Regions from separate parts of the Homo sapiens genome. Here region 2 is linked to region 1. Evidence: chromatin loops called from intact Hi-C (ENCODE). Cell type or tissue: PC-9. All regions are shown on one strand. Links, peaks and the distances in the headings refer to the core of each region. The heading gives the core; the rest is flanking DNA.

Region 1 (11,054 bases), core at 937-8,936:
AGGTTGCAGCGAGCAGAGATCGCACCACTGCACTCCAGCCTGGACAAGAGAGCAAGACTCCATCTCAAAAAAAAAAAAAAAAATCAGCCCGGCATTGTAGGGCATCCCTATAGTCCCAGCTACTCAGGAGGCTGAGGTAGGAGGATCACTTGAGCCCAGGAGTTCAAGGCTACAGTGAGCTATGATCATGCCACTGCTCTCCAGCCTAGGCAACAGAGCATGACTCTGTCTCTAAAATCCTTTTTTTTTTTGAGACGAAGTCTTGCTCTGTTGCCCAGGCTGGAGTGCAGTGGTCTGATCTCGGCTCACTGTAACCTCCACCTCCCGGGTTCAAGTGATTCTCCCGCCTCAGCCTCCTGAGTAGCTGGGATTACAAGTGCCTGCCACCATGTCCAGCTAATTTTTGTATTTTTAGTAGAGACGGGTTTTTGCCATGTTGGCCAGGCAGGTCTTGAACTCTGACCTCAGGTGATCCACCCACCTCAGCCTCCCAAAGTGCTGGGATTACAGGTGTAAGCCACTGTGCCCAGCCTGTGTCTAAAAAACTTAAAATTAAAAAAAAAAAGTAAAAATAAAATTTACATTAAAAAAATTTAAAAATTGACGTAATAAAATCACAGACTGTGTTAAATGCTAGGAAGGAAATAGAATGATGTGATGGTTACTAGATTGAAGGCATAAGAGATTACTTATGATGGGATTGCACAGAAGGCCACTTTGTGGAAATGACCTTTGAGCTGAAACCTTTGAGGGGAAAATATAAAGGCTTTGAAGTGAGAAGGAACGTGGCATGTTAGAGTCAAAAAAAAAAAAAAAAGAAAAAAAAAAGAAAAGGTCAGCTGAGCAAAGTGTGTAAGGGGCAAAGTGATAAGAGTCGAAGTTGGAGAAGTAGGCAGGCGCCAGATTATGCGACACTTTGTGGACCACAGTAAGGAGGATGCTAACCAGACTCTCACAAGGCCAGAGCATTAGAGATATACAGAGGAGGTACAAAGAATCTCAAAGTGGGGAAGAATGGCATAGTAAGAGGGTGAGTGTGACACTGAGAATGTCACATTTCTGAGAATGACTTTCATTTTAGTAATACTTACATTTAGGGACATTGTTAACCTGTGGATGCAATCAATGACAGGTGACTACTACACAGTAGTTTGTGATCCCTATAATATAGAGTCTCAGTATTATGTAATGAAGATGGCCTCCCAAAGTGCTGGAATTACAGGTGGTGAGCTAGATTTTATTATCCCTGTTTTGTAGATGAGAAAACCAAAGATCAGAGAAATTAAGAAACATGTTAAAGTCATCAGCTACTAAGTGGCTAGCCTAGTTGAAGGCAAATATTGGATTTTCCTTCCTTTGCCCTGGAGATGCCATGGGAAAATCTCATAAATCTCTCTCTCTCTCTCTCTTTTTTTTGAGACAGAGTCCCACTCTGTCACCCAGGCTGGAGTGCAGTGGGGTGATCTTGGCTCACTGCAACCTCCACTTCCTGGGTTCAAGAAATTCTCCTGCCTCAGCCTCCTGACTAGCTGGGATTACAGGCACACACCACCATGCCTGGCTAATTTTTTTGTACTTTCAGTAGAGACGGGGTTTTGCCATGTTGGCCAGGCTGGTCTCAAACTCCTGACCTCGTGATCCGCCCGCCTCAGCCTCCCAAAGTGCTGAGATTACAGGCATGAACCACTGCACCTGGCCCCTAAATCTCTTTTATGCCATTTATAATGATTGAAAGTCCAGTCTAGCCTAAAGCAAAACTTTAATTTCATATCTAACTTAAAGCTTTTCCCCTGTCTCTAAGTCTCAGGCAGTTGAAAATTTGTGTTTGGTCTGCAGTTTCACTCTTTTCATTCTCCACCCTCTCACTCTGCTGTTTCTGGGTTTCCTCCAGGGTGGAGGAGGTTTTGGTGAAAGCAGAGAAGTAGGAGGAATTAAAAGAGGTCAAGGTCTCTTCTCTTACATGACTGATGACGTCAGAGGCAGAGACCCAGGTGCTGGTTCTTTCTCGTTGGGAGCATTTATGTATTCTTGTGTTCTTTGGAGGATCTACCTGTGGATCTCAAGACTCCCATCAGTGACTGCCTCCTGAAGTCCACACTTCCATCAACTTATTTCTGGGTCTCCTTACACTAGCATACGGTCCTACTGAATAGGTTCCTTTAAGAAGGTCCCGGATGATCTACCTTTTCAGCATCCTCTTGGCTCATAAGAACCTTGCCATGTCAAACACAGGGAGTGGAAGCTACCCTATTGTTGCCTTTTCTCCCTGTCCTATTGTAGAGTGTGCCAGCCAGCTTCCCTAATTCAGAATTCTGCAGGCTAGAAGTGGGTGCCCATCTTCATGAATGTGCACACATGCCAAACTCCTCAAGAGACATGTCTAGTTCATCTCAAAACTTTCACCATGATGATCACACAGGGATGGGCTCATAAGTTTCCACAGTCAGCAAGACTCACTAGCTTGGGAGAAAGATCTGGCAGACACTCCTAGTCTTTTACAGTGGGGGTCCCCAACCCTGGGCCAAGGACCACTACTGGTCAGTGGCCTGTTAGGAATCAGGCCTCACAGCAGGAGGTGAGCGGCTGGGGAGCCAGCATTACTGCCTGAGCTCCGCCCCCTGTCAGATCAGCTGCAGCATTATATTCTCATAGGAGGCAAACCCTATTGTGAACTGAGCATGCCAGGGATTTAGGTTGCCTGCTCCTTATGAGAATCTAATGCCTGATGATCTGAGGTGGAACGGTTTCATCCCAAAACCATCCCCCCTCCTCACATCCGTGGAAAAATTGTCTTCCACAAAACTGGTCCCTGGTGCCAAAAATGTTGGGGTCCACTGTTTTATGGTACTCCCTCTTTGTAGTGAGGCCAGCACTCTATCCTCTCCTATGATTTCTTCTAAAGCCTCCCACCTCAGCCTCCCAAGTAGCTGAGACTACAGGCGTGCGCCACCATGCCCGGATAATTTTTGTATTTTTAGTAGAGTCGGGGGTCTATGTTGCCCAGGCTAGTCTCAAACTCCTGGGCTCAAGCGATATGCCCACCTCGCCCTCCCAAAGTGCTGGGATTACAGGCATGAGCCACCGCGCCTTGCTAGAAGCCATTTAATCCAACTCTCCATCAAAGTCATGAATCCTGTTTACAACAACCTGATGAGATGTCAACTACTTTTCACGTGAACACACCCAGGAATTAGGAAGGCATTCCCTAACCGGCAGCTCTTATCTCTCCCAATCACGATTTGAGCTTCACCAAATAACTCAAACCCCTGTTTCCTCACATATTAAAGGGGAGTAAATATCTGCTTTACAGAACATTGTTGGGAGAATAAAAGGAGATAGAGGAATATAAATGGCCTAATCCACTTACAGAGGAGGGTGTGCAATGTTAGTCCCCTTTTTGCCTCCTTTTATGGGACAGCACATTCCATTTTTGGATCGTCATCACCTAGAGAAAGGTCTTCCTTAATACTGAATTGTCTTTGTATCCTTTTAGCACCTTTCTTAAGTTTAACCCTAAGTGGTCTCATAGAATGTCATTTTTCCGTCCACACGACGTCTTCACTGATATCTGTGACTTTAGTTGAAGGGGCTGAAGATATTGGGAAGAATAATTCAATTTTTTCCTTCCTCCGTCCCTCCCTCCCTCCCTTCCTTCCTTCCTTTTTTTTTTTTTTTCTTTGAGCTGGGGAGCTGGGTGAGGCTTCTGTGGATTCCCAAGAGGTATTTGTGGCGTGAATGGAGCAAAGGTGATGTTTCACTTCATCACGTCCAGCACTGTCCCAAGGTTAAATGGGCGCGTGAGGACAGTTTTCTCCGGTCCTGGCGGGTTTGCCCACCTGCCGGCCAGCGTTCTGCGGGAGTCAAGCCTGGAAAGCGTGTGTGCGGCGCACAGGCGTCAGACACTGGAACGCATTCGAATGGTGCTATTCTTTGCCACATAGCGAGCACTTTATAAGGTCACTTATCGTCCCGAATGAATGGTTAAATCGTGGAAGCCGCAAAGAAAGCCACGCAGCTTTGACTCAATACCTAGCCCAGTACTCAGGAACCCCTCTCAGGGGTGCGCGAGCGGGGCCGGAATCAAGAAGCCTCTTTTGGGGTGGGCGGGGACCGATCTAGAGCTCCCACTGCGGGGCACCGCCTCTTTTCCTCGCCGGCCGCCCGCTAGGAGGCGCTGGGGAGCTTGCAGCCCACCTGCGAGGCGGTCCCGCTCTCCCCACCCCTCAGCCCGCGCCCGGCGGAGAGACTACAACTCCCGGAGTGCTCTGGGAACGGAGCCACGGGAGCTACAGGCGGAGGGACCCGAGGGCGGGCTTTCCGGGTGTGTGTTTCCGGCGTCGGCGGCCGCGGCCGGGGACGGTGTGAGAGCGGTAAGATGGCGGCGGCGGCGGTGGTGGAGTTCCAGAGAGCCCAGTCTCTACTCAGCACCGACCGGGAGGCCTCCATCGACATCCTCCACTCCATCGGTAAAGGTCGCCGCGCCGCCTCCCCGGCCCCGCCGGCCCAGCTCGGCTTATGTCGGTCGGCGGCAGCGGAGAGGGGCCCGGCTAGCCGGCTCTGATGCTGCTGACTCACTGTGTGAGGGGGGCCGGGCCGGGGGCGCAGGCCGCTCGGAGCTCCCCAGAGCCTCCCAGGTCTCACTCTTGTGGGAGGGCTTGAGGCAATCCCCGGGTCCCCTCGCCGGCTGCTGACTCACGGGGGGCTCAGCGTAGGGTGGGAGAGTGGGCCGAGCCGGGCCCCCGGGGATCCCTCCCTAGCCATGTCCCCGGCTCTGGCCCGCACGAGCTGGTCTGGGACCCGGAGCAGTGCCGGCCGGCGTGCTTGTCACGGACTGGTCCTAGAGTCTCTACTTGAAAGGCCTTGGCGAAACCAGCTCTGGACAGGCATTTCCCGCCGTTGTAATCAGCACAGCCTGCTCCGGGTGGGAGCGCGAGCGCTTGCTCTTCTCTGGGAGTTTCCTTCCACGGGACGCTGGGAGCTGCTACTCCTCAGCCCCACGGCAGAAAGCTCCACTAAGAGGAGGGTCTCTTTCAGAATGTGGGAAATTCAGGGGTGACACACACCTCAGATTGGCATTTGGTTTGTGGAGGTGGCCGAGACGCTCATCTGCTCTGTGTAGGGTGTAAGAGTGAGGTGTTGGAGCGGGACCGCCTGGCTAGAGGAGGTGACTAATCTTTCCAGACTGCCTGTAGGGGTTGGAAGTGAGTTAAGGGAGTTAGTTGTCAGCCGCGGAGTTCAGGGAATTCTTTGGAACGGGTCGGCTGCATGTTGCCGGAAAAATTAAAATTTCTTAACGCTGTAATAACGATGGTCTTACACCTACACACAACAGGAAAACTGAAATGGGAATCCCAGCCAGTCGCTTCCGGCAGCTTTCTGTTGGGATTCAAGTGTGAACAGAAATTTATTACGACAGAAGAAGACGTTAATGTTCACTCATAAAGGATTCAATTAGGGCTTGGACTAGCTCTTCACTGCACATGTAATGGCATCTTTGTAGTGTAGTTTGGGAAGATCTGAATTGGCTCAACAAGTAGTATGAGAATGCACCTGTATGTGGGACTTGCAAGATGTTGGCATTTGACTTAGTGTGTTGAATTTTGGTATTCCAGACCTGCACGGAGAAAGGACAATGACAAGATCTTGATACTTTATCATTGGGGATACTAGAGAAGGAGAGGAAGTGGGCGTCAAGGTGTATCTTTGAATGATATTGGTAAAAGGTGTTTCATTTTAAAAGTTCTGATCTTAGGTCAGTTACTTCTACGGAACCAGAGTCATCTCAATCACCGTTACATGGATATTTTATTCTGAGTACACACTATTATTTAGAACTAATGTGAGGAGCATGAATTTTAATAGTCTGTGTCTAGTGTCTAATATTTTTTCTTTCATAAAGTAGAAATTACGTCAAATATTACAATTAGAGTATTTCCTGTTGGCCCACTATTCTAGGGGAGAGTTCCCTGAAAGCTTCACTGTTAGAGCAAGCTTGAGTCATGGTGGTTGACGGCCTTACTTTTTCTGGACTCCATCATGGTTTTTGTCAAGTCATGATGCTTTGTAAGAGTAGTAGTAACTAGTGATGATCACTACAAACTTGGAGAGGCTATTCCATGTTTGAATGTTAAAATAGTTATTAACTGTTGAAAATAGGACAGATAGCACAAAGTTATTTTAACAGACCTCAATGCATTAAAAAGCAGCAGTCTCCCCTAAGTGTAGCTGTGCAGGATCTGGGGCTTTGATAGAGTTGTTTTTCTTGAATGGCTTTATAGACCTGCTTATCCCTAACACACCCATCAGCTGAGGCTTTGCACAGACCTAAAGTTTATTGAAACGCTTTTGACTTACAGGCATCAGTAACTTGGTCAATTGATTTTAGTTTGTGGCATAAACGCACAGGCATGTTTAATATCTTCCCATAAAATAGTGACTGGAACAGATCTTGGCACCATAAGTATGAAGGATTTGTTTTGTTTTAATTTCACTTTAACCAAGTGACCACAACAGAAACTTAGTGTATGTAGGTAAGCAAAATTCTGCTGGGTAGAATGAAAAGGCACATTTAAAATCAAAGAGAAGAATCCTTTTTTTATGATTTACATGGAGCATATTCTACGTATATATGATCTTTTTTTTTTCCTGGCTTAGAGTTTTTTTTTTTTTTTTAACTCTAGAATTTGTCTTTTGGTAAATATGTTTGAGTTTGTAATGGATCTTATGAGGGTGAAATTTCCCTCAGTCTTCATTTTTTGGTCAGAATTTTAAGAGGGTTTGCATTTTCCTCTCCCAGTGAAGCGTGACATTCAGGAAAACGATGAAGAGGCAGTGCAAGTCAAAGAGCAGAGCATCCTGGAACTGGGATCTCTCCTGGCAAAGACTGGACAAGCTGCAGGTAAGTGCTACACATGGATTGTATCTGAAATGCTCAGTGAAATTCCTGTCTTTTGTTGGAGTGAAGAATCATGGGACTGATCCACAAACTGAATTCAGCTTTATTTTCTTGGCAACTTGTTGAGCTTCAGTTTTTTAGCAGGCAATTAAGTGGCCTTTAAACTCACTTCTTTCCTGGTAGTTTAGTTTTGCAAATGAGAGACAATCTTATTTTTGTTGGGATATAGTGATTTCTGATTTGTTTCTGGTTTTTGAATTCTCACTGTATTCCCTTACATAGAGGCAGCAACAGTCTTCAATAATTTCACTGAGCAACTCTGATGTATTTAAGATAGATAACAACTTTAAGCGCCTGATTTAAAAATGACAAAGGATTTTGTATCCAAGTGACTCACTGTCATTTTTTTTTGATAGATTCAGAATGAGAATGAATAAGACATTAAATGGAGCCTTCCCAAGACTTCTGCATTCATACCTAGGACTTTGTGCACATCATTGCTCAAACATTCTAGTTGTAATTGAACCATTGACTGATTAGATTTGACATAATATTCTGATGATGGGTGTGTCCTTGGAATGAGAAGGGAGTCCTTTTGATCAGGAAGGACCTTTTACCAGTAAAGTGGTAATAGTATTTAGAGAGAAGTCTGTTTAAACTTAAATGGGTGATTTTTGTCAAGTTTAAAGTGAATTTAGAGCTTATTTGATTAGATTGGATTAAGATCTGGTAAGTGACCTCATGAATTATTTTCCCTAAAATTATGTTGTTCAAGAGAATGATGGGGGTTAGTTAGCACAACTTCTTCAACTTGAGAACTAAAGATTTTTTTTTTCTTTTTCTTTTTTTTTTTTTGAGACGGGGTCTTGCTGTGTCACCCGGGTTGGAGTGCAGTGGTGCGATCTTGGCTCACTGCAACCTCCGCCTCCTGGGTTCAAGCGATTCTCCTTCCTCAGCCTCCGGAATAGCTGGAATTACAGGCACGCGCCACCAAGCCTGGCTAATTTTTGTATTTTTAATAGAGACGAGGTTTCACTGTGTTGATCAGGCTGGTCTTGAACTCCTGACCTCATGGTCCACCCACCTCGGCCTCCGAAAGTGCTGGGATTCCAGGTGTGAGCCATTGTGCCCGGCCAGTGATTTTTTTCAATTAAAGATAACTAACTTATTAATTATTAGGCTCAGTCTATAGAGCTGAATAAAGATGTATGAAATTGTGAGGATGTGTTTACATGGGCCTTATATCTTACTTAAAACATCATTAAGTAGCTATAAAAAGAACCATCCATAATGGTTTTTGAGTGCTATGAACTTTTTTTTTTTTAATTATTATTATTTTTGAGACAGAGTTTTGCTCTTGTTGCCCAGGCTGGAGTGCAAATGGTGCGATCTCGGCTCACTGCAACCTCTGCCTCCCAGGTTCAAGCGATTCTACTATCTCAGCCTCCCGAGTAGCTGGGATTGCCAGCATGCGCCACTATGCCCGGCTAATTTTGTATTTTTTTTTTTAGTAGAGGCGAGGTTTCACCATGTTGGTCAGGCTGGTCTTGAACTCCTGACCTCAGGTGATCTACCTGCCTTGGCCTCCCAAAATGATGGGATTACAGGTGTGAGCCACTGCACCTGGCCAAGTGGTTACTCTTCTAAACACATACATGGTTTAACTTAATTGAATCCTCGAAACAACTTGAAGTAGGTTTTGTTACCATTTTACACATGAGGATACTGAGCACAGAAAAGTTAAATAACTTAACAAAGCTCATTCAACTAATAACTGGTAGACCTAGGATTTGAGCTCATGTAGTCTTACTTCAGAGCCCATATAGCCACATGACATCATGGTTATTGCTTTCCTATAACTGTCTACTTAAATGAATTATCATTGGTGGGTGGTGTCTTTTCATCTTAGGCTGACTTCCTTCCTATTTAACATACATAAGGATTCCACTTGTCTGTCAGTTAATTTGAGCTTGGGGGGTTCCAAAACAGTTTTGATAATTACTCCATGCAAAATATAATAAGGTAATTTTTCTGAATTATAAAGCCAACTGAAGTGATGTGAAAATTTTTTTTGTTGTTAGCCAGGCGTGATGGCTCATGCCTGTAATCCCAGCACTTTGGTAGGCTGAGGTAGGAGGATCCCTTGAGCCCAGGAATTTGAGACCAGCTCTGGCAACATAATGAGACCCTGTCTCTACAAAAAATAGAAAAATTAGCTGGGTGTGGTGTTATGTGCCTGTAGTCCCAGCTACTCTGGAGGCTGAGGTGGGAGGATTGCTTGAGCCGAGGAGGTTGAGGCTGTAGTGAGCTATGGTCACACTGCCGTGCTCTAGCCTGGGTGACAGAGCAAGACCCTGTCTCAAAAAAAGATTTTTTTGTTGTTGAAATATCCAAATTTCTACTTTCCTCCAGTGGCATGAATTAAGAACAGTGTGTGGTATATAGTCAATACTTAAGTAATTTTCATCCAAAAATGTTACTGTTTTGCTTGAAATTCCTATTTTATATGTATTCTCCCCTTATTTCTTGCCCTTCCTGCCTTGTGACCTGAGAAGTTTAGAAGTGTACTGCTAAAGCTATTGGAATTTAATAGATGAATTATAAGAACTTTCAAAAACATTTCCATGTTACTTATTGTTTTCTAAGAAAGTTTGATGAGTATAGGTATACACAATGGGAACTCTAAGGAAGTGTTGAGGCCTACATATATTTAGCTGTCTTTGCTATTAATGATATGTTTGTATTGTTTGCTCCTGAGAACAGAAAATATGTCTGTTCCATTAATGTTCAGTTTTTTTATGCATTTAATAAATGCATAGCATTGTGCTAAGTATTCTACTCAAAAATTTAAGATAGGATCCCTGGCCAACAAAAATCACTTGGGGATTACCAAATAAAACAATGTCTGATGTGTAATTGTGATTGCAAGTAGTGTTAGTAGTGTTGAGCATCATCAGACATGATGCCTTGGCTCAGGATTTCATAGCCTAAAACTTCTAAAAGGAATCTGTTGAGTTCTGTGAGGTCCTGCCTCAGGCTCCCAAGTGGCTGGAACTACAGGCGCCCACCACCACCCCCGGTTAATTTCTGTATTTTTAGTAGAGGCGGAGTTTCATCATGTTGTCCAGGCTGATCTTGGGCTCCTGACCTCAAATGATCCACCCACCTCAGCCTTTCAAAGTGTTGTGATTATAGGCATGAGCCACTGTGCCTGGCCTTTTTTTTTTTTGAGACCGAGTTTCATTCTGTTGCCCAGGCTGGAGTGCAGTGGTGTGATCTCGGCTCACTGCAACTTCTGCCTCCTGGGTTCAAGCAATTCTCGGGCCTCAGCCTCCCCAAGTAGCTGGGACTACAGGCGTGAGCCACCATGCTCGGCTAATTTTTTTTTTTTTTTTTTTCTTTTAGTAGAGACGAGGTTTCACCATGTTGGCCAGGCTGGTCTTGGACTCCTGACCTCAGGTGATCCACCCGCCTTGGCCTCCCAAAGTGCTGGGATTCCAGGTGTGAGCCACCGCGCCCAGCCAAGTTCTGTGAGGTTCTGACAAGGAAAATCTGGTCATATAATTACAGATAATCCCAGTAAGAATAGGAGGAAGTCAGTATGATTTTATGGGACTTAAAAAAAAATTAACTCAGTATGTATGAAAGTGGAAGGAAACAGGAAATACAAACAAGAATGAATATAAAACAGTAGTAGACTAAAACAGATGATGAACTGAGTCTGAAAAATGCAGGTGGGCACAGTGGCTCACACCTGTAATCCCAGGACTTTGGGAAGCTGAGGTGGGAGGATTGCTTGAAGCCAGGAGTTATGTGGACCAGTTTGGACCACACAGCAAAGACCCTATCTCTGTTAAAAAAAATTTTTTTTTTTTAAAGCAGCATGGGTAACATAAGGAGACCACATATCTACAAAAAAGATAAAAAAATTGACTGGGTGTGGTGGTGCGTGCCTGTGTCCCAGGTACTTGGGAAACAGAGGCAGGAGGATCACTTGAGCCTGGGAAGTCAAGGCTGCAGTGAGCCACAATTGTGCCATTGTACTACAGCCTGGGTGACTGAGTGAGGCTCTTTCTCAAAAAAAAAAAAAAAGAAAAAAGAAAAAGACATGTAGGGGGACAACTAAGAGATCATTTGCTTCTTTCGGCGTAAGAAGGAT
Region 2 (11,054 bases), core at 1,708-9,707, 190 kb before region 1:
ATCAGATTAAACCAATTCTCTTCCTAGTTTGTTGAGTGTTTTATTTATAATGAAGCAACATTGGATTTTATCAAGTGCTTTTTTTCATTTACTGAAATGATCATTTGTTTTTTGTCCTTTATTCCATTCATACAGTGTGTGTATTACATTGATTTTTGTATGATGAACCAATCTTGCATTTCTGGGAAAATCCCATTTGGTCATGGTATATACTCCTTTTTATATATTGTTAGATTCAGTTTGCTTGTATTTTGTTGAGGATGTTTGCATCTATAGCATAAGGTGTATCATTGTGTAGTTTTCTTTTTTTTTTTTTTTTTTTTTTTGAGACGGAGTCTCGTTCTGTCGCCCAGGCGGGAGTGCTGTGGCGCGATCTCCGCTCACTGCAAGCTCCGCCTTCCGGGTTCACGCCATTCTCCTGCCTCAGCCTCCCAAGTAGCTGGGACTACAGGCGCCCGCCACTGCGCCCGGCTAATTTTTTGTATTTTTAGTAGAGACGGGGTTTCACCGTGTTAGCCAGGATGGTCTCGATCTCCTGACCTCGTGATCCGCCCGCCTCGGCCTCCCAAAGTGCTGGGATTACAGGCGTGAGCCACCGCGCCCGGCCGGTGTAGTTTTCTTGTGATGTCTCTGTCTAGTTTTGTTATCCAAGTAACACTTTTCTTTTTTTTTCTGAGATGGAGTCTCACTCTATCTCCCAGGCTGGAGTGCAGTGGCGTGATCTTGGCTCACTGCAAGCTCCACCTCCCTGGTTCACACCATTCTCCTGCCTCAGCCTCCTGAGTAGCTGGGACTACAGGCGCCTGCCACCACACCCGGCTAATTTTTCGTATTTTTAGTAGAGACAGCGTTTCACTGTGTTAGCCAGGATGGTCTCCATCTCCTGACCTCGTGATCCACCTGCCTCGGCCTCCCAAGATGCTGGGATTACAGGTGTGAGCCACCGTGCCCGGCCCCAAGTAACACTTTTCATGGTAATACTGGCCTCACAGAATGAGTTGGGAAGTGTTCTCCCCTTTTCTATTTTTTGGAAGAATTTTTGAAGAGATTGATGTTCCTATTCTGTCTTGAGCCACTCCTCCCAGCTTGTTACCTCCCCTACCATACCGAAACTGCTCTTGTAAAGGTCTCCAATGTCCTCCACATTGCCAAATTCAACAATCAGTTCTCAGCCATCGTCTTACCACTCAGCAAGAGCATCTGATCTCAGCCATCGTCTTACCCTCAGCAACAGCATCTGATCTCAGCCATTATCTTACCCTCAGCAACAGCATCTGACACATTTCCTTTCTCCTCGGAACACTGTCTGCTTCTGGCCTCCACAATCTCCTGGTTTTCTTTCTGCCTCACTGGCCACTATTTTCCGGGCTTCTTTGCTGGATTGTCTTCCTCTATCAGATATCTTAATGGTGAAGAGACACAGGGCTGAGTCCTTGACACCTTTTTTCTGTCTTTTCTCAGATTTTTTGTAATTTTATTTCTCTCCTAAATTTAAACACCAACTATATGCTGAAGCCTCCCAAATTTAGAGCCCAAATATGGTCTCTCTCTTTATCTTTAGATTTATATATCCTCTGCCTATTAGACACCTTACCTTGGATGCTGAATGTATATCTCAAACTTAACATGTCCAAAATTAAACTTTTGATCTATTCCACCAAAATCTGCTATGCCCACCATCTTCCCCATCATTATTAACCACAACTTTAGCTTTTCAGTTGATCAGTCCAAAAATATCCGAGTCATCCTTATTGGATACTTTCTTTCCCTCACTCCCTACAGTCATTCTATTAGCAAATCCTGTTGGGCCTACCTTCAAGATAATCAGAGAGTGGCCACCTCTCACCACCGTCATGATCCAATTATCTCCCTAATCTTTCTCTAGCTGGGATTGATGGACTAGGCTTCTACTGGTCTCCCTCCTTCCCCCTTTGCCCACCTTCAGGCTGTTCCTGGGACAGCAACCACCTCAGAGTTTCTGTCATAAATAAATGTTGAATTTTGTCAGATGATTTTCTGCATCTATTGAGATTATCGTATAGTTTTCCTTCTTCAGTCTGTTAATATGGTAAATAACATAGTTTTTGGTTCTGTTTTGTTTTAGATGGGATCCCTGCCTCCCAGGCTGGAGTGCAGTGGTGCAATCATGGCTCACTGCAGCCTTGATCTCGGCTCACTGCAGCCTCGATCACCCAGGCTAAAGCAATCCTCCCACCTCAATCTCCCAAGTAACTGGTACTATGGGCGTGTGCCACAACGCCTAGCTGACATTTTAGAAACAAAATCTCATTATAAGGTCTCATAATGTTGCCCAGGCTGGTCTCAAATTCCTGAGCTCAAGCAGTCTCCCTGCCTCAGCCTCCCAAAGTGCTAGGATTACAGGCATGAACCACCACGCCCAGCCAACATTGATTTACAAATGTTAAACCAACTTGCTGTGCTGAGATTAACCCCATTTGGTCACGATGTATTATCCTATTCATATATGTTAGAGGTGACTTGCCAACATTTTAAGAATGTCTGAACCTATGTTCATGAGGGATATTGGTCTGAAGTTTTCTTTTCTTAAAATGTCTCAAGTGTTTGTTGAGTGTATAAATGAGAGCCTGTTGGTCCAAGGGGGGTGGGTGGGAGAGTGTATTAAGAAGGAAAAAAATAGACTGGGTGCGGTGGCTCACGCCTGTAATCCTAGCACTTTGGGAGGCTGAGGCAAGCGGATCACCTGAGGTCGGGAGTTCGAGACCAGCCTGACTGACATGGAGAAACCCCCGTCTCTACTAAAAATACAAAATTAGCCAGGTGTGGTGGCGCATGTCTGTAATTCCAGCTACTCAGGAGGCTGAGGCAGGAGAATCGCTTGAACCTGGGAGGCGGAGGTTGCGATGAGCCTAGATCGCACCATTGCACTCCAGCCTAGGCAATAAGAGTGAAACTCCATCTCAAAAAAAAAAAAGAAGAAGAAGAAGGAAAAAAAATAGCACATTTATAGGGCTGTTTCCAAAGCCCTTTTCACATACCATTTAATTGTCATAACCAAGAGGTGTAGATATTACTATCATGCCCATTATAAGAGAACTAAGACTCAAGGAGTTTAAGGAACCTGTCCCAGACCTAGCTAACCAGAAGGACTGGGACTTGAACCCATGCCCTCTGTCTGCAGATGCCATGTTCGAGGTTAGTACCCAGTGAGTGAAGACCTTTAGGGACAGGCAGAAGGGCTCCTTTCAGCTTTGATTATGCTTGTGACCATTTCCCAAGGGAAGGAGCAGAGCTTCTGCCATGAACATGATACAAGTAATTCCATGTTTCTTACTTACAGCATCTTAAGAAAACTCCAGCATGGCAGAATGAGCACTCCACCTGCAGATGCCCAGGAGAGCCTGAGACTTATTTTTAGCCAGAATAGGAAAATGCCAAATATCTTCTAGGAGAGTTGGCAGCTGGAGGGCTGCTGATACAGCTGTGTTTATATAAGCTGGTGCAGAGGGGAGAATGGTGGTTGCAAAGGAGGCAGGAGGTGCTTAATCCACCTATACACTTGCTGAGGTTTTCTTGGGAAGTTCTGGTCAGGAGTTACTGCTCAGGAGAGAGCGTCATGCAGACAGTCTGGAGATTGCCAGGAGCATAGGTGCAACTGGCTTCCTTGAGTCAGAGCATTTGTCAAAGCCGCCCTTAAATGACCTGTCCACTGGTCGTTGGCCTCTTCCCACCCTATTATCCAGGGGTAAATAAAAGAACAGAAGCTCTTTCAAATGGTGCCATTTTATTTATTTTTTGAGACAGGGTCTCTGTCACCCAAGCTGGAGTTCAGTGGCGCCATCACGGCTCACTGCAGCCTCCATCTCCTGGGCTCAAGCAATCTTCCTGCCTCAGCCTCCTGAGTAGCTGGGACTAGAGGCCCACGCCCACCCCCCACCAGCTTTTTAAATTTTTTTGTAGAGGTGAGGTCTCCTTATATTGCCCAAGCTGGTCTCGAACATCCTAAGCTCAGGCGATCCTCCCACTTCTGCCTCTCAAAGTCCTGGGATTATGGGCATGAGCCACTGCACCTGACCCTCAAGTTTTAAAGCATAGAGGTTCACCCGATTCTGACCATACTTCTCAGATGTGCTTGGTGAAAGCAATCTATAACACCCCATCCTACAGAAGCTGTCAAATAGTTTTCTCACAGAGGCAGCAAAATAAGGCTTTTAAAGGTGTTACCTATGGGCTCTCAAAGAGAATTAAAGTAAAACGTACCTTAGTAAGGATTTTTTAAAATATTTTTTAAAATGTTCAAATAAAAACAAAAGTAGAGTAAATAGTATAATGATCTCTCATGTACATGTACCCACCACTGAACTTCAACACTTACTAACATGGTCAATCTGTTTCATTGTTCCCCCACCCATTTTGGAATTATGCTGAACAAAGCCCAGATAGCCCATTATTTCATCTGAAAATACTTCAGTGTGTACCTCTAAAGTATAAAGAATCTTAAAACAAAACAAAACAAAACCACAATACCATCTTCACACTTTAAAAATGAACTATTGGCCAAGCATGTTGGCTCATGCCTGTAATCCTGGCACTTTGGGAGGTGAAGGTAGGCAGATCGCTTAAGTTCAGGAGTTCAAGCTCAGGAGTTGCCTGGTCAACATGGCAAGACCCCATGTCGACAAATACAAAAATTAGCCAGGCATGGTGGTGCAGGCCTGTAGTGCCAGATACCCAGAAGGCTGAGGTAGGAGGATTGATTGAGCCTGGGATGTCGAGGCTGCAGTGAGACCTGATGGCACCATTGCACTCCAACCTTGGCGACAGAACAAGACCCTGTCTCAAAAAAACCACAATTCCTTAAGATCAAATATACAGTGTTTGGATCGCCCCAACTCTTTAAACAAGTCTTTTTTTTTCACTTGTTTTTTTTAAGTCAGGATCAAATATATATTGCTGACGAAACCAGGTGATTTGTCCTGTAGTTTCCTATGGTATGGATTTTCCTGATCATATACCTGTGGTGTCATTCAACATACTCTTCTAAATATATTTATTCATTAATGACCAATGTATTTCCTGTGAATTGGATCTAGAGACTTGAACAGATTCACGTTCAATTCTGTAGCAAAAATACTTAGGGGGTGCTGTATACTTCCATCAGAGGCAGCAAATATCTGGTTTCTTTCTGTGATGCTAGCCTATCATTATCGCCTAGACCCGCAAATTGACTGACAATTAATTTTAAGGAACAAATGTGGCTGCAATGGCTTTCTGAGTAATACGTGCAGAAAAACACGTCCTGTAAAGTGTATTGTTTGTTTGTTTTTTGTTTTCTAGGCATGAAAACAGCCCTGGAAGTCTGCCCTGGCGCCTGCACTGAGACTAATCCAGGTCACTTTAGGGAAACTGCCCAGCTCTGGCACCGCACTGTGTGTCTGTCAGCTCTGTGGGGTGCTATGGCCTCATTTTCCCACTAGAGGACACTGTGGCTCCAGGACTTCATGTGGCGCCCAGCCAGTCTTGCTACTCCAGCACCTCTAAGGAGGCAAAGCCTTTAGTGTGCATTTATTAGGTACCAACTGGGTGCTTTCTGTATCAAGCAGAGAAATAAAAGAGGTCAAACACAAGGTCCTGTGGCATTGTTTCCTGATGTAGTTTCTTTCTTTTTCTTTTTCTTTTTTTTTGAGATGGAGTCTTGGTCTTGTCGCCCAGGCAGGAGTGCAGTGGCGCCATCTCAGCTCACAGCAACAACTGCCTCCTGGGTTCAAGCGATTATCGTTACTCAGCCTCCCAAGTGGCCGGGATTACAGGCGCCCGCGACCACACCCGGCTGATATTAGTATTTTTAGTAGAGACGGGCTTTCCGCATGTTGCCCAGGCTGGTCTCGAACTCCTTACTTCAGGTGATCCACCCGCCTCGGCCTCTCAAAGTGCTGGGATTACAGGCGTGATCCACCACGTCTAGTCGTGTTTCCTGATGTAGTTTCTTTGCATTATTTTATTTTATGTATTTGTTTATTTTTTGAGACAAGGTCTTACTGTGTTACCCAGGCTGGAGTGCCGTGGTGCAAACACAGCTCACTACAGCCTTGAACTCCTGGGCTCAGACAATCCCCCCATCTCCACCTTCTGAGTAGCTGGGACTACAGGTGCCTGCCACTGTGCCCAGCTAATTTTTAAATTTTTTATTTGTCAGGATGGAGTATCACTATGTTGCCCAGGCTGGTCTCAAACTCCTGGGCTCAAATGATCCTCCCACCTCAGCCTCCCAAAGTGCTGGGATTACAGGCATGTATTTCCCTTTAGAAAACAACAGAGGTGCTTCTCCATCTGCTGGAAACCATTTTAGCCCCTGCTGTAGGATGGCTGCCTCCTGCAAATTCGGTTACCTAGTTGTTTTTTTTTTTTTTTTTTTTTCAGACAGGGTCTCACTCTGTCGCCCAAACTGGAGTGCAGTGGTGCAGTCTTGGCTCATTGCAACCTGTGCCTCCCAGGCTCAAGTGATTCTCCTGCCTCAGCCTCCCGAGTAGCTGGGACTACAGGCGCTCACCACTACGCCTGGCTAACTTTTGTATTTGTAGTAGAGACGGGGCTTCACCACATTGGCCAGGCTGGTCTCAAACTCCTGACCTCAAACTATCCACGCGCCTTGGCCTCCCAAAGTGCTGAGATTACAGGCATGAGCCACCGCACCCGGCCGTTGGATGTTTTTTTTTTAACTGCAATATTTGGGCTTTGGGGAGTGTGAATATATCCAAGAAAGATGCCAAAGTGTATTCATCTCTGAAATAATTTATTCATTTATTCAACTCCATGTATTGAGTATCCTGGGCGGGGAAGGAATGGGGAACGGATGCTTACTGAGAGCTACTCTGTGCCAAGTACTGTCCCATCCTTTTTACCTACATCCTCACAAGATGGGTAATATTAGCCTCATTTAAATCCAAGGAAACTGAGGCTCATTGAGGTTAACCAGCCTGCTGAAAGTTATCCTGCCAGATGCAAATGGAAGTCTAAATGGATAAATATGTATGTTTTCCACCAAATCCCTCAATGCCACACTGACAAGCATGGTACTAGGATGTAGAGAAAGTAAGATGATTATAGAGACATCCTTTCCTTAAGGAGGTCATCATATAACACAGAAGTTGCAATAAATGGACAATTATAGAACTTCTAATAGGTGGGCACCCTTTCAATAAGTAGCTGACCACGCACAGCCTCCCTCTGCTGCTATGACACTGTCCTTATGCAGAGGTAGGCACTGACCACCAAGAATAGGGCCTCTGCTTGTAGTGATGCCTTTGTGTTGACTGTCCACTCACCCTCACCCCATCACCCCCATGACCAAGGTTTCTGGGGGCAACAGCATGATTCAGGCTATAACCACCAATCCGCATGGAGAATGTAGCAAAGCCAAGACAGACATCTTCCCTACTGCTCAAAATCTCTAGTTTAGGCTGGGCGCAGTGGCTCATGCCTGGAATCCTGGCTTTGGGAGGCTGAAGCAGGTGGATCATTTGAGACCAGTTCAAGATCAGCCTGGCCAACATGGTAAATCCCCATCTCTACTAAAAATACAAAAAAATTAGCCAGATTTGGTAGTATGCTCCTGTAGTTCCAGCTACTTGGGAGGTTGAGGCAGGAGAATTGCTTGAACCTGGGAGGTGGAGATTGCAGGGAGCTGAGATTGCGCCACTGCACTCCAGCCTGAGTGACAGAGCGAGAGTCTGTCTCAAAAAAAAAAAAAAGTCTCTAGTTTAATGGAGGAAGACAAACACAGACATATGCAATACCAGGACAAAGCAATGAGTTCTTGAAAATTCTGTGATAATGCAGCAAATAATTTTAAATGCCCTTCCAGTTATTCATATTTTCTTTTCTTTTCTTTTCTTTTTTTTTTTTTTGAGACGGAGTCTCGCTCTGTCGCCCAGGGTGAAGTGCAGTGGCGCGATCTCGGCTCATTGCAAGCTCCGCCTCCCAGGTTCACGCCATTCTCCTGCCTCAGCCTCCCAAGTAGATGGGACTACAGGCGTCCGCCACCATGCCCGGCTAATTTTTTTTTTGTATTTTTAGTGGAGACGGGGTTTCACCGTGTTAGCCAGGATGGTCTCGATCTCCTGACCTCGTGATCTGCCCGCCTCTGCCTCCCAAAGTGCTGGGATTACAGGCGTGAGCCACCGCGCCCAGCCGGGTTATTCATATTTTCAAGCCCACTTAGCCTGTCCCAGCCTTGTCCCTACTGCCTCATAGTTCGGCCCTGGCAGCACAACTGAATTCATATTGTCAGAGCCCAAGCTGTGTTATTTACTAAAATCTGACCAGTTGCACTAAGGAGAAAATGACAGCTGGCAGCTGGGAGAATGGACTGGCTGGTGTAAGTTGGGAAAAAGAGACACAGGTGGCAGGTGTCTAAAGAAGCAGAGCTGTGGGTGTTTGGAGAGGCCCAATCCCAAATGCCACTTCAGCTTCAGGCAACCACAGCTTCAAGGTTCCGGGAAGGAAGGACAAGCGTGGGTGTGCTCCAGCCACCACCCTCCTCCAAGTGAGTCCTGGGATAATGAATGAGCGGTCAGCCAGAGTCTTTGCTCTCTGATGAAAGGACCTCCGCTGCAGACTGTCCCTCTGCAAATACGATTGTGCCCCAGGAACCATCTGGCAAATGTGCCAGTTCCTTCAGCATTTCTGTTATTTCCGTGACTTTTGGCCCCTTTTTTTCCTGGGATATAAATTGTTGCAGCAAGCCAAGCCAAGCCAGCAGAATGTTTACTGCCGCTTTGCAGGCCTTCTCTGAGCCTGGTTAACCCCATGGCTCACAGCCTATGAGGCTGCTCACAGCTAATGATGTCTTGGATGCATGCGTCTCCCCTCTGCCGTTCTTGTGTATTTTGGAGTATGCAGAGCCAGGCATGTGAGCTGCAGCCCAGAGCTACAGTGACCACATTGAGAAGCTGGGTTTGGGGGAAGTGCATTTCTGTTGCAGGATGTCCTTCACGGAGAAGGGACAGGTTGATTTCATCTCTCTGCAGATGACGTGGACAGCTCCCCAAGGAGCCACAACAGGCCACCCCAGCTGTAGGACAGATCACGTGCTTTGGCTGCACAGGGGAGGATGCCCAACAAACCGAGACGGCCCACGTCAGCCACTGGGCCCCATTTTGCACAGTGCCACGTTCCTCCTCTGACCTGGCCTGATGGTGGGCGAGGCTGAAGAGTTATGGGTCACCTTCAGACCCTTTGAGCCAGCCCCTCAGTTTCAGTCTGCTTCGCTGATTTTCATTCAGAGAACAGATACCGGCATGTGGAAGGGGAGACTTACTCAAGTCACTCATCTCCTTGGTGATGCACTTCATGGGCAGGGAAGCCATATGGAGCCGTCAACCATAAGTCCCCTCATCCCAACCCAGGGAGTACCAGATTGTTCTAAAGGGGGGGCAGAGGAAGCAGTCAATGCAAAGACTCCCCGAATGTCACTGTCAGCCTAACAGTGGACAAGTGGGCAGTTCCAATGCAGATTCACACCTTCCTGCCTTAGTACATGCAGTTCCTTCTGTCTTGAACACATCAGGCCCCATCCACCTGGTGAACTCCTACTCAATCTTTTAAGATCCAGCTCCAGCATCACCTACTTGGACGCCTTAATGCCACCACATCCTTTGCACCCATCTCTACTTGTACCTGTCACATTGCACCTGCAGTTGTTTTTAGCTAGCATGCCTTTTCCACCTGACTTCGAGTTCACTGAGGGCAGAGAACTATGTTTCACTAATCTCCAGGTCTAGAGACTTGGTCTGTAAACGTGTTTATCAGCAGTGTTTTGGAAGGGAAAATCAGGGATTATGGAATTTAGAGATGGATTCTCCTCCAGAAATCTCTTAGTCCCTCCCACTGGTTTCACAAAAGACAAAACTGAGATTAGGAAACTGCCTTCCCCAGGGCCACAAGGCTAAACAGTGACAGAGCTTGGACAAGAGCCTAGGTCTGCTGGCCCCTTGTCCTGCTCTCAGGTACTAAGAAATCAGATCCTGCCGGGCGCGGTGGCTCACGCCTGTAATCCCAGCACTTCGGGAGGCCAAGGCACGCAGATCACCTGAGGTTGGGAGTTCGAGACCAGCCTGACCAACATGGAGAAACCTCGTCTCTATTAAAAATACAAAATTAGCTGGGCATGGTGGCACATGCCTGTAATCCCAGCTACTCAGGAGGCTGAGGCAGGAGAATCACTTGAACCCGGGAGGAGGAGGATGCGGGAGGCAGAGGTTGCGGTGAGCTAAGATCGCGCCATTACACTCCAGCACCTGGGCAACAAGAGCAAAACTCTGTCTCAAAAAAGAAAAAGAAAAAGAAAAAGAAATCAGATCCTGAACTGTATTTCCCCTGCCAGCTGGGAAGGAGAGCTGACGGTAATGAACAGGCTTCTGGGCCCGCACAGGATGGAGAAGGGTTAGAGGGACACCAATTGAATTTAGAGCTGGAAGGGATGTCATAGATCATCTAGTCTGACCCCTGCATTTACAGATGGAAAAAAAAAATGGAGGCCCATGGGGGTGAGGTGTCTGCCCAAGGTCACACAGCAAGCTGGTGAGAGAACTAAGCTGAGAACGCAGGCCTCCTAATTCCTAGGGAAGTGCCCTTGCCCGACTGAATGAACCTCCCACCCCAGAAAGATGGATGACCAAGCCCCTCCCAACCGGCTGCTATCCGAAAAGCAGATCCCTGGAGTCCTTGACTCTTCCAGGCTTTGTCTTCTCTCTGCTGGTGGTGCAACACTTAAGTAGGGTGCATTCTGCATAAATAATAAAGAATGCTTCCTTTGCAGGGAGGAAGGCCGCATCTGGGCAGGCAGTGTGACAGATGGTATTTACAATGTGCACTGAGAAGTTCTCACACAGCCTCGCTTGGGCTGTGTGGCTGAGAGATGGAGGAAACGGATTTGAGTGCCCACTGTCTCACTCCCCTGCCTGATGCTCGCAGGCAGCGGCTGCTGCTGTTACCGCTGCTCCTGCATTTCTGTTCGGGACTGCTTCCCTCACGCCCGTTGCCTCTTGCCATACTGAATATGGAGCTCCAGGATG

Evidence for each region. A loop is a pair of places that touch in the nucleus more often than their neighbours do. Peaks named below come from ENCODE experiments on the same cell type or tissue, not always from the same donor. Only the 100,000 strongest peaks of a DNase experiment are listed, where the experiment ranks them.
Region 2: it touches region 1 in a loop (5-fold over the local background); 13 of 110 quality-filtered maps call a loop at or near these places.

The regions. Positions count from the first base shown.
Region 1 is chr17:32,440,149-32,451,202 of GRCh38, forward strand. It overlaps PSMD11 (proteasome 26S subunit, non-ATPase 11), which reads left to right and starts at 4,362. Exons shown (of 14, transcript NM_002815.4): 1 at 4,362-4,466; 2 at 6,797-6,898. The coding sequence starts at 4,376. RefSeq lists a silencer at 4,082-4,251 and enhancers at 4,143-4,758, 4,372-4,451. In PC-9, for the core only: CTCF peaks have their summits at 4,156 (motif pointing right) and 4,357; DNase peaks (open chromatin) are centred at 4,243 and 5,153; H3K4me3 peaks cover 3,437 bases; H3K27ac peaks cover 2,077 bases.
Region 2 is chr17:32,247,769-32,258,822 of GRCh38, forward strand. LOC124903979 (a long non-coding RNA gene) reads left to right here. Exons shown (of 2, transcript XR_007065709.1): 2 at 5,317-5,606. It overlaps LOC105371731 (a long non-coding RNA gene), which reads right to left. Exons shown (of 3, transcript XR_934665.2): 3 at 10,266-11,054. Among named protein-coding and RNA genes, the nearest start is that of RHBDL3, 13 kb to the right of the region's middle. In PC-9, for the core only: CTCF peaks have their summits at 5,456 (motif pointing right) and 5,661; a DNase peak (open chromatin) is centred at 5,453.